Linked DNA regions of Homo sapiens: regions 2 and 3 are each linked to region 1. The links are chromatin loops, found by intact Hi-C in ENCODE. Cell type or tissue: CD4-positive, alpha-beta T cell. All regions are shown on one strand.

Region 1 (5,000 bases):
GAGACTATAAAGCAGTCACAGGCAGCATGGGAAAGGTAGTTTCTGACTGCAAAATAAATACGGTTAGGAGAAAAGGGAAGATGTGAACTGTAGTATGTAATGACCAGCACCATCAACATCACCTGGGGGCCTGTTAAGACTATAGGATCCAGGCCTTACCTGATATCTATACTACCAATATTTGCGTTTTAACAAGATCCTCAAGCGGTTCCTATTGACCATTAAAGTTTAGAACCACTGGTCTAGAGCATAGGCTCTGGAGCCAACATAATCAGGTTTAAATCCCAGCTTTAGCTTTTTTTTTTTTTTTTTTTTTTAAGATGGAGTCTTGCTCTGTTGCCCACGCTGGAATGCAGTAGAGCGATCTTGGCTCACTGCAACCTCCACCTCCCTGGTTCAAGCAATTCTCCTGTCTCAGCCTCCCGAGTAGCTGGGATTACAGGCACATGCCACCATGCCCAGCTAATTTTTGTATTTTTAGTAGAGGTGGGCTTTCACCATGTTGGCCAGGCTGGTCTTGAACTCCTGACCTCAAATGATCCACTTGCCTCAGCCTCCCAAAGTGCTGGGTTTACAGGCGTGAGCCACCATTTACTTATGTGTGACTTTAGGCAAGCTATTTTGCTTCTTTCCTAGACTTTAGTTGCCTCCTTTGTAATTAGAGATAATAAAAGTTTCCACCTCATAAAGTTGTTCTAAGGACTGAATTACTATGTAAAATGCTTAGACCAGTATGTGGCACTTAGTAAGCACAAGGATTGACTATAATAATTCATCACTCATATGCTACTTCTTAAGGTCAGAGTCAGTTTTATAAGCCCCTTGTCTTTCGATTTGTACTCCATTGTAGAGGAGTAGACATTCATTGTCATTTTGACATTCACTGTAGAGGAAAGGACATTTGGAGGTCAGAAGACCTGGGATTACAAAGCCTAGCTCTCTTCCAATTCCTAGCTCCGTGAAATTTGGTGAGTCCTTGGTACATCTATGTTTTTCTCATTCATAGTATGAAAGACCTTAATCGTACCTGTCACACTGAAATGTTGCGAGGCTCAAATCAAATAATATATGTTAAAGTACAAAAATCCTCTATGAAGATTTCACTTACTATCTTTCCAAGAGTTCTTAAGCAACTGGATGCATAGGAAGGTCAGGGAGACAGCGGAGGGAGGGCCTGGTGATTAATATGTTCCACTTTACGATTTTCTGAAGGTGTAGGTTGGGTTTCAACAACAGTGACTTTCCTAGACCTCGGAGGGTATTTTTAGCTAATGGGCAAATAGTAGTAGGAAACTTAAATGCTGTTATTTACCTTCTCTTCCTAACCTACAGTTCCACTCAAGAACATGAAGAGTCTCATACGTTTGTATAGTGGTTCACAACTTACAACGTTTACGTGGTGCATCACAAGATCCCTATAGGGTAGTATTAACCCAATTTTTCAAGAAGGAAACTATGTCTGGAAATTGTAGAATGCACATTAAAAACTCTTTCTGACGAGCGTTTCTACCGGATCCGATGTTACCCAAAGTACAAAATTTAAAGAGGGAAGTCAATCACAAGATTTCATTGAATCTTCAGTATCAGGCAACTGGCTTCTATTTTATGGCCGCAAATAACTATATATTGGGCCCCTTTTCTCACCTGTAAAATAGGAACGAAAAGACCTTCTCCACAAATAAGATGAAATAAGAACAAAGGCTGAGGGTGAACCTACCACGTCGTAGGGCCTCAAATAAATTCCTTCTCCTTCTTGCCCTTGACAGAGATAGCACGAGATATCACTACCATTCCCACTTCACACGTGGAGGAAATCCAACGCGAGAACGCTCGGATTTCCCCTTCTTTACTTGCAACAACTCCGTAACCCGCAAATCGGCTACGGACAACTGCGATGTCCACTATGTTAGTTCTCGTAGCGTGGATTCTCTCTCCTCAAGATGCCATCTGGGGGGCTAGAGGCCACTAATAATTGCCCTCACGATCGAAGAAACTCGATCCTAATCCTCGACGGCACTTCAGGAACAAAGCTGCTCTCCCATCGTCCCTAACCTCACTACCGTAAAGGTCGCAGCAGAGCCCCTGCTCCAACCGCTAGCGCCATCTTGGCCGCTACGTGTGACGCCACACGTAGCAGAGAGCGCAGCCGATTGGCTGGGAGACGGCAGCCCAGGAGAGGCGCGCGAAGCCAGAGACAGGAGGGTATGCAGGAGAAACCAAGGGAACTACAATCCCGGCCTTCCTTGCGCGTACGACAGCAAACCTGGAGCGAAAGAGGTTGGAGTTTGGATTCGGACCACAACTCCCAGCACCCTCCGCGATGTCTGTCCTTTTCTTTCATAACGCGGAGGAAAAGAAGGACAAGATGAATGGAGGCCTTTTGGTGTTTGTTCTCCGAAAGGCGGGAAAAGCGAACTACACCTCCCGACTGGCCGCGCGCGGCTGCGCCTGCGCCCTGTTACCTGTCGCCATCTTGCCCCTTCAGAGGCACCGCAAACAAACCCAATTCCTGGTGTCCCCTAGTCTTGGCGGAGGAGCCTTTTAGATGAGCCCCGAAAGGCCGGGCAGGTGGGTGACTCTCAGGCAGGGTCCTGGGAAGAGCTGGCAGGCCAGCCAGGCTAGAGGAGCGCCGGGCCAAGCATTCGGAGCCCGGCTTGGGGCTCCCAGCCCCATCCTCCGTTGTTTCCTAACGGGATCGTGGGGCTCCCCGGGGTGGACTCAGGGGGACTCTGGCTGGCCTGGTGCTGGGACTCTGGGGGTTTAGCTCTGGGAGACTCCCGGTGAGTCCAGGTCGTCTGGCTGGGTATCCGCTGGCTTACTCTCTCTCGGTTGTCCTCTCCGCTGGGGAGGGAGTGAGGCGCGGGTGCCGGCCGGGACCCCTGACAACAGCTACTGGCCCAGAGGGGCTTGGGTCGTGGACTTGACATTGGGACCGGCGCCGAGAGGTCCGGGTGAGGAGCCTGGGCTGGCTGCTCTTGTTGTGGTGCTGCTAGGGAGTGCGTGTTTGGAGAGGGGGCGGGGCGGGCTTGTCTCCTTGACACTTGAGTGGGGAAGGATCCTACAAGATCCTGGTTCCCCGAGCGGGCTCCGGAAACTACTGCCCGGGTTTCCGATGCGTTGCGGCCCCGCTCTGGGGTCCCCTGGCTAGGACGCGCCGGGATGCCGTGACGTGGTGCTCGGTTCGAGCAGTCGCCGGCCGCCTCCAAGATCCTGTCGGGAGGCGGGGACTGGCTTGTGGAGGGAGAGGATTCCTTTGGCTCTGCCCCTTCTTCCTCCTCCCCACCCCTTTTCTTTATGTCATACTGCCGGCTGGGGCGCGCAGTCCAGTTCTTCTTGCCTTGGGTTTGTTCTGAGCTGAGAGGACTATGGGAAGTAGGGGGAGGGGGGCTCACCTCGGGACACAGAGTTGGAGTTAGCAGCCCCAGCGCCTGGAACGGGATATAGCAGTTATTTCGGTTCGGTGTCTGACTTCTAGGCTAGACAGTGAGCTCGTTCATTCATTCATTCATCCATTCGTTTTGCTCAGTCGCGTCAACCATTCACTTACCCATTTAACAAATACTTAGAGCGGCTCTACTCTGTGCTAAGCAGGTATTGCGCGTGCCCCCAGAGCCGTGTCTTTTTGTCTTTTACACTAGGAAATTCCCAGTTCTAAGTAAGTTCCTGGCAGCTCAACTGTTGGTAAATGGCTGTTTAATAACTACAGGATCAAAATTCATATTCCATTAAGACTTGAGAGAGTATATATATATGTGTGTGTGTGTATATATATATGTATATATATATGTGTATATATATATATGTATGTATCGTTCCAATTTTAGTATATGTGTTGCTGAAGCGAGCACGAGGAGTTATTTATTAAGTTTCTTTAACTTGCTAGGAGCTTTACAAATTTTATCTCATGTAATTCATAAATGAGGAAGCTGACAGGAGTCAACTTGCCCCAGGTTGGTAGTACCACCTGTTTATTAAATGAAATGCCAGCCACTATGAAAGAACTTTATATATAGTGTTCTTTAATACGCGTAACAAACTGGGTGGTATTACCTCTGTTTTATAGATGTGTAAAGCTTAGGCTTAACCAGTAAGTTGAAAAGTTGGGACTAGAAACCTAGAGGTGTCTGGCTCTAAAGCCTGTGTTCTTTCCACTGTGATAGTTCAAATGACTTAATTCTTGATTTCTCAAAAGTTGGAAAGTGTGGTGGTGAGAAAGGATTGTAAAATAGTAATATCTTTTTGGTTTACTTCTTAGCCTGTGACTGGATCTCCAGGTGAGTGGCCCCTTGAATGTACTTTGGTACTTTGGTAATTTGACTTTTTTTTTTTGTTCTGGTAGGGAGGACAAGCTCTTTGGGGCTACCAAACAGAAGCAGCAATGCCTGTTGTGTGGCCAACCCTTCTGGATCTCAGCAGGGATGAATGCAAAAGAATTCTTCGAAAATTGGGTATGACGTTCATTGTTTGTTTTTTACCTCTCTCTGATACCTTTTTTCCCTTTCTGCCTAGGTCATAGCTGTTTGCATGGATGTCATATCTCACGCTACATCAGAAATTCTTTGGAGATACAGTTCCCATCTTACTCATTGTTGTTTCCCTCAGTGCCTAACATAGTGCTTTGTAAATAGTAGGTGTGTGAATTGTAATAATACTAGTAGCTAAGATTTATTGAGGGCTACTTGGCTATTCTGAGTCTTTTTTATACAACATCTAATTTAAATATTTTAAGAATTAGCTTTGTCCTTTGAAAGCCTAAAAGGTAGGTGTTTTTTGTTTGTTTGTTTTGTCTCGTCTCCATTTTACAGATGAAGCTTAGAAGCCAAGGTAATGGTGATAGACATGGAGTCAGTATTTGAACCAGGGAGTATGCTTTCAGTCTCACTTTAACATACTCTTAACCTTCATGATTGTATGTGTCAATTACATACTATTTCTGAATTCTAAGTTGATGTAAGCCATGCTCACTTTTTCAAATTATATTTTACTATCAATAATAAAAC
Region 2 (5,000 bases), 1.9 Mb before region 1:
AACGATCATAGATTTTATTGTGTGCAGGTACTGCATGAGAGTTTTATGTATATTATCTCATTTGTAACTGGCCAAATAGAATTATTTGATTTTCTCATCTGCTTCCAGTCTTTCACGTCTCAGTCAAGGGCATCACCATTTACCTAAAGATTTATGTTCCATATCTAGGTATTTTCCTTGATTCCTGTTTTTTCCACACTCCACTCGTGTAATTCATCAGCAGGTTTTGCCGACTCTAAAACAAAACTCAAGTCACTCAGTTCTCTCAATTTCCACTACCACTACTCTATTTTAAAAAATGTATTGGTTTGGCGTTGTGGCTTACGCCTGTAATCCCAGCACTTTGGGAGGCCAAGGCAGGTGGATCACCTGAGGTCAGGAGTTCGAGACCAGCCTGGCCAACATGGCGAAACCCCCTCTCTACTAGAACTACAACAAAATTAGCCGGGTGTGGTGGCGCATGCCAGTAATCCCAGCAACTTGGGAGGCAGAGGCAGGAGAATCACTTGAACCCGGGAGGCAGAGGTTACAGTGAGCCGAGATCGCGCCATTGCACTCCAACCTGGGGAACAAGAGCAAAACTCTGTCTCAAAAAAAAAAAAAATTATTATTTTTTGAGACAGGGTCTCACTCTGTCACCCAGGCTGTATGCAGTGGCATGATCAAGTGCTCACTGCAACCTCTACCTCCTGGGCTCAATCCATCCTCCCACTTCAGAACTGGGACCACAGACCACAGACCACAGGCTCGTGCCACCATGGCTTTTTTTTTTTTTTTTTTTAGTAGGGACGGAGTTTCAGTATGTTGCTCAGGCTGGTCTCGAACTCCTGGGGCTCAAGTGATCCACTTGCCTTGGCCTCCCAAAGTGCTGGGATTATAGGTGTGAGCTACTGTGCCTGGCACTGCTACCCTATTTTATTTTATTTATTTATTTTGAGGGGGGTCTCACTCTGTTTCCCAGGCTGGAGTGCAGTGGCACCATCTCAGCTCACCGCAACCTCGGTCTCCCAGGTTCAAGTGATTCTGCTGCCTCAGCCTCCCGAGTAGCTGGGATTACAGGCGTGTACCACCACACCTGGTTAATTTTTGTATTTTTAGTAGAGACGGGGTTTCGCCATGTTTGCCAGGCTGGTCTCGAACTCCTGACCTCAGGTGATCTGCCTGCCTCGGCCTCCCAAAGTGTGGGATTACAGGTGTGAGCCACTGCGCCGAGCCATTTTATTTTATTTTTAGACGGAGTCTCTCTCTGTTTCCCAAGCTGAAGTGCAGTGGCATGATCTCGGCTCACTGCAACCTCCACCTCCTGGATTCAAGACATTCTCATGCCTCAGCCCTGGGAGTAACTGGGACTATAGGCACGTGCCACCACGCCCGGCTAATTTTTATATTTTTAGTAGAGACAGGGTTTCACCATGTGGGCCTGGCAGGCCTCGAACTCCTGACCTCAGGTGATTCATCCCCCTAGGCCTCCCAAAGTGCTGGGATTACAGGCGTTAGCCACCGCGCCCGGTCTGCTACCCTATTTTAAACCACCACTATCTTTCACTTAAAAATCTCAGAATGTAAGTTACATGTGAACAGGCTCGGTTTATTATTGCTCATAGCTGCAGCCCCAGCACCTCAACACTCAGAATAGTATCTGGCCTTTCTCAGGATTTTGCTATGCTTTGAATGAATGCATGTCGCGACAAGCCTTTGAAGTAGGTACTGTTATTATTCCCATTTTATAGATAAGGAAATAGGCTCCTAGTGGCTAAAGAATTACCTAAGTTTACACAACAAACAGCAAAACCAGGATTCAAACCCAGTAAGTCTGACTCTAGAGCCCACTCTCTTACGCACTACACCTGCGATACTGAACTGCACCGGCTTATGCTGAAGTCAATTATTAAAGATTTTTGCGGGGGTGATACTAGGAGAAATTTGAGTTGAAATTCCCCAACCTGATAACTTTTCTCCAAGTTTTCCTGAGAACACAGCTCAAGCGCCTCTTCACAGTCTCCTAGGCACAACGATTTGGTTTCTCCCAAGTCTCTCTCATCCGCCTCTTCTCCTAACAATCCAGAGATAATGAACTCTTTTCCAGCAAATTCTCCTGCTTCTATCCGAAACACTCAGCCTCTCCTCAACCCCTCTGGAAAAACCTTCCCTAATTTCTCAACTCTGAGGGATTATAACAGGCAGTACTTTTCCCCAGTTGGCAGCACTACTAAAATTACTTGTTTTCAATAGTCTCCCCTTTATCCTGGCTTTCCCGGGTTTCATCACGCGCAGCCAACCTCGGTAGGGAAATATTATACCCAATGACATCTGTTGAGAGACCATATTCACTAATGTTTATTACAGTATAATAATAATTGTTCTATTTTATCGTTAGTTATTTTTGTTAATCTCTTACTGTGCCTAATTTATAAATTAAACTTTATCATAGGTACGTAGGTATAGGAAAAAACCAGCCAGGAGGCCCCGCACTTCGGTGTTTTCTACTAGCTCTGCCTACCTCCGTCTGCGCCGTCTCCCTGACTAGTTTGACCCTTCGAGGGCCGCCGTAGTGCGTCGCCTCCGTTGCCGGGGAAACGACCCGGGACCTGGGAGGGAGCAAAGACGTTTCCCGCCGGCGGGAGCTGTGGCTGTGATTGAGAGAGGGGTTAGAGGCGGGTCCCAGCGCTGCCGCACCATGGCGGACCAGCTTTATCTGGAAAATATAGACGAGTTCGTCACGGACCAAAACAAGATCGTGAGCAGCTACTACTGGGGAACGCGGGCGTGCGACCGGGGTCCTGGGCCCGGCTAGGGCGGCGGGAGCCTTGACCCTCTGTCTGCTTGTGGCTTCGTGGGGACCAGGGGAGACAGGTCCCCACGAGGGGACCTGGGCGAGCTCTGTGCCCCAGAGCGAGCGAGGACTCGTCGGGAAGGTCCTCCAGCACACACGGAAGTCCGCGTCCCTTGGGTGGGCGTGCTGGGAACAGAGCCTGGGGCTGGAGCCGCGGAGACCGGGCGCGGAGGGAGGGCCGTTGGCTGAGAGTTCTAAGGCGTCCCTACACCTTTCTTTTAAGGTGGTTGGCGTTTAAAGTTTTAAGTTTACAGTTGAGGAAATCGTGTCTTAACTGTGTTAAGTTACAAGTTGCGTAACCTCCAGATACTGTTTCCTCTTCCTGGAAATTTAAGCATTGATAGAGGTTTGATCCGCTTCACACGGGTGAGGAAAAGATCGAGCGAATTGATGGATGTGAGTGCACTTTGCAAACCGTGATGATTGAGTGCCTGCTGTGTGCCAAGGCACTTTAATCTTTACAGTGACCTCCCCGCACCCCATCCCAGGTCGGTGGTGGTATCCCGAGATGAGGAAATTGAAGCTGAGGGGCCAAATAACTTGTTTATTTGCGTTTGGTAAGGGATAGGCAGTTTTTCAACCTAGGTCTGTCCTCTTACTAATGCTTTCTTCTACATCACACTGCCTTTGCCTAACCTGTGCAAGTCTTCTAACTATTGGAAGCTTGACATTTGGAATTGGAAGAGACTTTGAGAGAAGAGAGTGCAGGCATCCTGGGTCTAGGAGGGATGAAGGCTTGATGCTGGTAGTTCCCAATCTAATCTCTTATAAAAATATTTACCCACTTTTTTCGTTTCCTGACCCCTGCACCACCTGTGCCCTTTAATGTTTGCATGGGTGCAACTTTCTTTAGAAGTTTCTGAGACATCACACTTCAAAGTCATCTAGCTTCTGAATGAGTTTTAGGATGGCTTTGGCTGGTGGCCCCCAAAAAAAACATCATGAGGAAAGGGCCTGAGTAAAACAAGGAATGTGAGGAAAATGAGAGTTTTTTCTGTTAGGTATGTTCAGCTTGTCTTTTTAGATTACTTTTCATTAGTTCATGAAACAAACTTCTTAGCATTTTTAAGATAAATAGGTCCTGCCTACCCAGATAGATAGTTCTTGGGAAAACTGCAGTGGCATTTATTGTAATTTGTAAGGCATAATCATCTAAGAATAGGAATCTTTAGCAACAGACCTTCGGGACTGATGTGCACTCTGGAGTCATCTAATAAAACATTTGAAAAATTTTTTCTTGTTACAGGTGACATACAAATGGCTGAGCTATACACTAGGGGTTCATGTTAACCAGGCCAAACAGTAAGTCCAATTTACTACCAATTTTAATCATATTGGAATTTTTTTTTGTTTTGTTATGCTTTGCTTTTAACTCTACAGATAGCCTACATAGATTAGAGCTAATTTGGTTTGCTGGCAATCATTGGTATTTCTTGGCTTGTAGCTGCGTAATTCCAATCTCTGCCTTCATTGTCATGGCATTCTCCCTGTATATCTGTATCTTTGCACGTCCATCTTATATGAACACCAGTCATACTGAATTACGAATCCACCCTACTCCAATATGACCTTGTCTTAACTAATTACATGTGCTATAATTCTATTTCTAAATAAGGTCACATTTTAAGGTATTGGGGGTTAGGGCTTTAACATTACCTTTTTGGAGACATGATTCAGTCTGTAATATGGATACAACAAGTTTTGTTTATTCATCATTAATGGACATTTGGGTTATTTCCATATTTTGACTGCTATGAATGATGCTGTTATGAACATTCATGTATAAAACATTCATCTATAAGTGTTTATATGAACATATATTTTCAGTTATCTTGGGTATTTGTGTTAGTCCATTCTCATGCTGCTATGAAGACACACCTGAGATTGAATTTATAAAGACGAGGTTTAATTGACTCACAGTTCCGCATGGCTGGGGAGGCCTCAGGAGACTTGGCGGAAGGCATCTCTTCACAGGGTGGCAGGAGAGAGAATGAGTGTCGAGCGAAGGGGGAAGCCCCTTGTAAAACCGTCAGATTTCGTGAGAACTCACTATCATGAGAAGAGCATGGGGGAACTGCCCCCATAATTCAGTTATCTCCACCTGGTCCGTCTTTGACATGTGGGGATTATTACAATTCAAGTTGAGATTTGGGTGGGGACACAGCCA
Region 3 (5,000 bases), 600 kb after region 1:
CCTATTGCTGCTGTAACAAATTCCCACAAGCTTGGCTTAAAAGCACACTCATCTGTTACCCTACAGCTCTACCCACCAACTGCACTCCTTACTGGAGGTGCTAGGGAAGGATCCATTTCTTTGCCTTTTCCAGCTTGCAGAGACCTCCTTCCTCCATCTCCAAAACCGACCATGTGGCGGCTCTTGGTGCGTTGCTTCCACAGCCACATCACTCTCTGACTTTCCTGCCTTCTCCTTCCACTTCCAAGGACCCTGTAACTACACTGGGCCTACCTAGATAACCTGGGATTCTTTTCCTATCTTAAAGTCAGCTGATGAGCAACCTTCATTCTACCTCCAACCTTACTTCTCTTTGCCATGTAACATGGTGACATGCCACATGTAACATTCTTATGTAACATGCATCAGTCACAGGTTCCAGGTATTCAGTAGGGTATGGGCAACTTTTTGGGCGGCCGTTATTATGCCCACCACAGTGCCCAGTCAATATTTGTGGAATAAATCAACAGTAATGAAATAATGCACAAAAATGAATCAAACAAGGGTGCTTCTTCCACACAGACCTCCATGATGCGAGCTCTCATTCTGGACTACTGAGTGACATTAATTCTGAATTCCCTGCCCCTAGCTGCCATTTGTCAAGGGCTTGCAAGAAACAGGAAAACAAGAATGCTGAGGCCAGAATGCGGACAGGTCCTCTGGAAGGTCCGAATTGTGCTTTGACACAAAATCACACAAAAAATGCTTTTACAGCCTCCTCCCATTTCCCTGACAGACAGGCGGATTATCCCCATTCTATTCCTAGAGATGAAGATTCAGGACCTTGCCGGCCCCGAGACTCAAGAAGCCGCCGTTATGGGTCGGCTGGGTGACTCTGGGTCCTGGCCACCCGGTCTCTGAAGCTGGGTTGCACGCGTGTCCAGGTCCACGGAAGGCTGCAGTACCCGCGCAGCCCCGGCATCACCTGGCGTCACCCGGCGCCACCTGGCGCATCGCTCCCCACGGCACTGGCCCGGCGCTCCCCGCTCCGCTCGTTCGGCTCATGCGGCCCGCGGCCGCCAGGGGGCACGCCCCGCACCCCGCACCCCGCATCCCGCACACACGCGCACTCAGCGAAGCAACCCCGGAGCGCGATCCCCCAACGCCCCTTGTGAGACCAGCATGACTTTGACACTCAAACCCCTCAAGGATCCCATGAGCAGGGAAGATGATGCGCCTGTCTCAGGAACCTAGATGGAAACAAAAATCTTACACAAAATGCTAGCAGGCGAAATGCGATGACATGTGAAAAGGAGATCTATCAGGACGGAGGTGTGTTTATACTAGAAATTCCAGAGGGGCTTAGCATTAGAAAAACAGCCAAACTACATAAATAAGACAGGAAGATCCGTCAATGAGGTACATTATATCAAGAGAAATATGAGCATTTCAGAGGCAATGTGAAAGACGTTTATTAAAATTCAACATCCATTAGTGATTTTAAAGAAAATCTTAGTAAGAGGTGAAAGCATTTGACAGCATTTTGCTTAAAGTTAGGAGCAAATGAGATATACCCATCATCACTACTTCTGTTCAGAATTGTCCAGAACTTGAGAGAACACCAAGACAAAAAAAGATACAGAAATATAATAATTGGAACTAGAGGAAGAACTTTTTCAAAATCTCAGAAGTTTAGAACCCTATCAGATCCAACTTCCCTTTCTGTAACAAATGAATGCCACTCTCTCCATCCTGAAATGAAATACTTAGATAATATAACACTTCCACACACATATTTTCAAAAAGCCAATACAATGCTTTTATTGTAAATTATGTAAATATGAGGTAAATAAAAGAAAAATACTTTAAAATAAAATGTTATTTTGATGTGTGAATTCTTGGGCCCAACAACAAAAAATAAAACTCCCCTGCAAATTTCCAAATCTCTCCCTAGAGGGCAGTACACCTCTTCAAGAACTATTAGTCTACATAGAAAAACCACCAAAAAAAACCACACACGCGCACAAACCCTCCAGATATTTCATTAGATTACTAAGAAAAGGTAGCAACTTCTCCAGATAAAAAATCAATATACAAAAATCTAGGCCGAGGTGGGTGGATCTCTTGAGCCCAGGAGTTTGCAACCAGCCTGGGCAACATGGGGAAACCCCATCCCTACAAAGAATACGAAGATTAGCAGGGAGTGGTGGTGTCACCTGTAATCCCAGCTACTCGGGAGGCAGAGGTGGGAGGACCGCTTGAGTCCGGGAGGTCGAGGCTGCCGTGAGCCCTGATCGTGCCACTGCACTCCAGCCTTGGTGACCCTGTCTCAAAAAGAAAAAGACCAAAAGAATCTATTTAATTCCTATATAGTAGCAACAAGCTATGAGGAAAAGTCTTTTTTTTTTTTTTTTTTTAGAGTGAAAGCAAGTTTACTAGAGAAGTAAATAAACAAAAGAATGGCTACTACATAGGCAGGGCAGCAATGCAGGCTACTTGACTGAGTATACCTATATGCTAAACAAGGGGTGGATTATTCATGAGGTTTCGGTAAAGGGGGGACAATTTCCGGAAATAAAGGTCCCTCCTCTTAAAACCATATAGGGTAACTTCCGGTCGTTGCCATGGCATTTGTAAACTGTCATGGCGCTGGTGAGAGTATTTTTTACCATGCTAATGCATTATAATTAGCATGTAATGAGCAGTGAGGACCACCAGAGGTCACTATCATTGCCATCTTGGTTTTGGTAGGTTTCAGCTAGCTTCTTTTTTTTTTTTTTTTTTTTTTTTTTTGCTTTTTTTTTTTCATTATGCTTTTAAGTTCTAGGATACATGGGCACAACGTGCAGGTTTGTTGCATAGGTATACATGTGCCATGTTGGTTTGCTGCACCCATCAACTCGTCATTTACGTTAGGTATTTCTCCTAATGCTATCCCTCCCCAAAATCCCCACCCTCCGACAGGCCCCTGTGTGTTATGTTCCCCACCCTGTGTCCATGTGTTCTCGTTATTCAACTCCCACCTATGAGTGAGAACATGCGGTGTTTGGTTTTCTGTCCTTGTGATAGTTTGCTTAGAATGATGGTTTCCAGCTTCATCCGTGTCCCTGCAAAGGACATGAACTCATCCTTTTTTATGGCTGCATAGTATTCCATGGTGCATATATGCCAGGAAAAGTCATTTTTTAAAGTGTCAATAGAAACAAAATTATACTCAGGGCTAAATCTAAAAGAAGATATGCAAGAAAATAATTAAAAATTATGTTAAGATATATGTATCTTACATTTCTTATATGTATAAATATTATGTATCTTTATGTCTTATAGCTATGTCTCCCAGGCCGGAGTGCTGGAGTGCAGTGGTGCGATAGATCACAACTCACTGATCACTAATGGCTCACTAACCGTGTATTGGTCAAGCTGGTTTCGAACTCCTGGGCTCAAGCAATCCTCCTACCTCAGCCTCCCAACGTCCTGGGATGACAGGCATGAGCCACCACGCCTGGCTGTATTAAGATTTTTTTTTAAATACACAAAGTAATGTAGAGAGACATCATGTTATAAAGTACCTCTAAGCCCCTGATTTCCTTGTGTCCTCACCGCAACCAGAAAACAGGATTATCATCCCTACTTGAAAGATGTGGAGGCTGAGGCCTGGGTAGAGAAGAGACCTGCCCAAGATCAATGGAGCCTGCTGGGCATCGAGGACTAAGGGCCTGGGCCTCCTGCCTGCTGTTCCTGGGCCCTAATCACCACCCCAGCCACCATGCCTTGGGCCCACTACTCCCAGAGTCCACAGGCTAGAGCTGCACAAGGCCAGAGGCCGGGTCTCCAAGCTTCAGAGAAAGGAGGCAGACAGTAATCTGGCCGTCTAGTCACTGGGGCACCTGGGAGTGTTCTATCTCACACAATATACCCGAATCTACATTTCAATTAAAACTTACTGAAAATAGAACACACACCAGCGAGGAAAAAATAAACCAGCCATAGCATTGTTCACACTTTCAGTGGCAGGAAAACGTCCCAGCCCCTGCCACCTCAGACGCATGCAGAGCTGGGCAGGGTGGAGGGCAGAGCTCAAAGGCAAGGCCCCACCTCGGTTCCTCCACCCCAATGCCACACCTACTCACTCCCCTAAACCCTGAAGAAAGAGCAAATAAAAATGATAGAGAGACAGGAAGTCCAAGCCTGAAAGGTTTTGAGAAATGCCTTCCCTGACCAGCTCCTGTGCATGGGAAAGAGGGCCCTGAGAGAAGTGGTGGCCAGCCTAGCGTCCCACAGCCGATCTGCGGCAGGGCAGGGAGCCCAGGTGTGACCCTCGCTCAGAATCCAGCCCTGGGGAGGGCGATCTGTGAGGGGCTTGAATGACACAAATACTATGAATGTTTGCTGGCCCCTGGACCTCTGCATTCAGTCAGCCAGGGCTACAGCAGCCTGCCGGAGGAAGGCATGGAGCACAGCCAGGGCCTATAACTGGGTGTACTGCCTGCGGGAGCCCAGACCACAGGTCCCCAGTCTTCAGCAGTAGTTTTCAAACCATGAACTGAGGCCCATATGTGGGTCCTGAAATCAATTCAGCGTCTGAAACCCACATATAAAAAAATTAAAAAGAATAAAATAGAAATATGAAGTGAATTACAGAGACTAAAGATACAGGATCATGATATAAAATGTAATTCTAATTGTGGTTGTAGTTTAAAAACAAACAAAAAAATGTTTTGGCCGGGTGCGGTGGCTCACACCTGTAATCCCAACACTTTGGGAGGCCATGGCAGGAGGATCACCTGAGGTCAGGAGTTCGAGACCAGCGTGACCAACACGTTGAAACTCCATCTCTACTAAACATTTTTTAAAAAATAGCCGGGCGTGGCGGTGGGCGCCTGTAATCCCAGCTACTCAAGAGGCTGAGGCAGGAGAATTGCTTGAACCCTGAAGGCGGAGGTTGTATTGAGCCAAGGTCACGCCACTGTACTCCAGCCTGGGCAACAAGAGCAAAACTCTGTCTCAAAAAAATAAATAAA

The links. A loop is a pair of places that touch in the nucleus more often than their neighbours do. Peaks named below come from ENCODE experiments on the same cell type or tissue, not always from the same donor. Only the 100,000 strongest peaks of a DNase experiment are listed, where the experiment ranks them.
Region 2: a loop joins it to region 1, with 5 times the contacts of the local background. A loop is called at or near these places in 2 of 110 quality-filtered maps.
Region 3: it touches region 1 in a loop (9-fold over the local background); 2 of 110 quality-filtered maps call a loop at or near these places.

The regions. Positions count from the first base shown.
Region 1 is chr11:76,442,561-76,447,560 of GRCh38, forward strand. It overlaps EMSY (EMSY transcriptional repressor, BRCA2 interacting), which reads left to right and starts at 2,458. Exons shown (of 22, transcript NM_001300942.2): 1 at 2,458-2,568; 2 at 4,340-4,448. The coding sequence starts at 4,379. EMSY-DT (EMSY divergent transcript) reads right to left here and starts at 2,120. Exons shown (of 2, transcript NR_186348.1): 1 at 1,718-2,120. RefSeq lists enhancers at 1,463-2,098, 2,099-2,735, 2,436-2,665, 2,866-2,915, 2,956-3,025 and 1 more. In CD4-positive, alpha-beta T cell, no CTCF peak of the experiment used is centred here; DNase peaks (open chromatin) are centred at 2,351 and 3,181; H3K4me3 peaks cover 2,826 bases; H3K27ac peaks cover 2,222 bases.
Region 2 is chr11:74,589,982-74,594,981 of GRCh38, forward strand. It overlaps POLD3 (DNA polymerase delta 3, accessory subunit), which reads left to right and starts at 2,601. Exons shown (of 12, transcript NM_006591.3): 1 at 2,601-2,737; 2 at 4,080-4,135. The coding sequence starts at 2,678. RefSeq lists an enhancer at 2,263-2,896. In CD4-positive, alpha-beta T cell, no CTCF peak of the experiment used is centred here; DNase peaks (open chromatin) are centred at 2,580 and 2,960; H3K4me3 peaks cover 1,544 bases; H3K27ac peaks cover 1,490 bases.
Region 3 is chr11:77,045,179-77,050,178 of GRCh38, forward strand. It overlaps LOC105369399 (a long non-coding RNA gene), which reads left to right and starts at 2,688. Exons shown (of 2, transcript XR_950340.1): 1 at 2,688-2,726; 2 at 3,307-3,562. RefSeq lists a silencer at 976-1,155. In CD4-positive, alpha-beta T cell, CTCF peaks have their summits at 1,033 (motif pointing right), 1,939 and 2,144; DNase peaks (open chromatin) are centred at 1,013, 2,003 and 2,633; H3K4me3 peaks cover 662 bases; H3K27ac peaks cover 475 bases.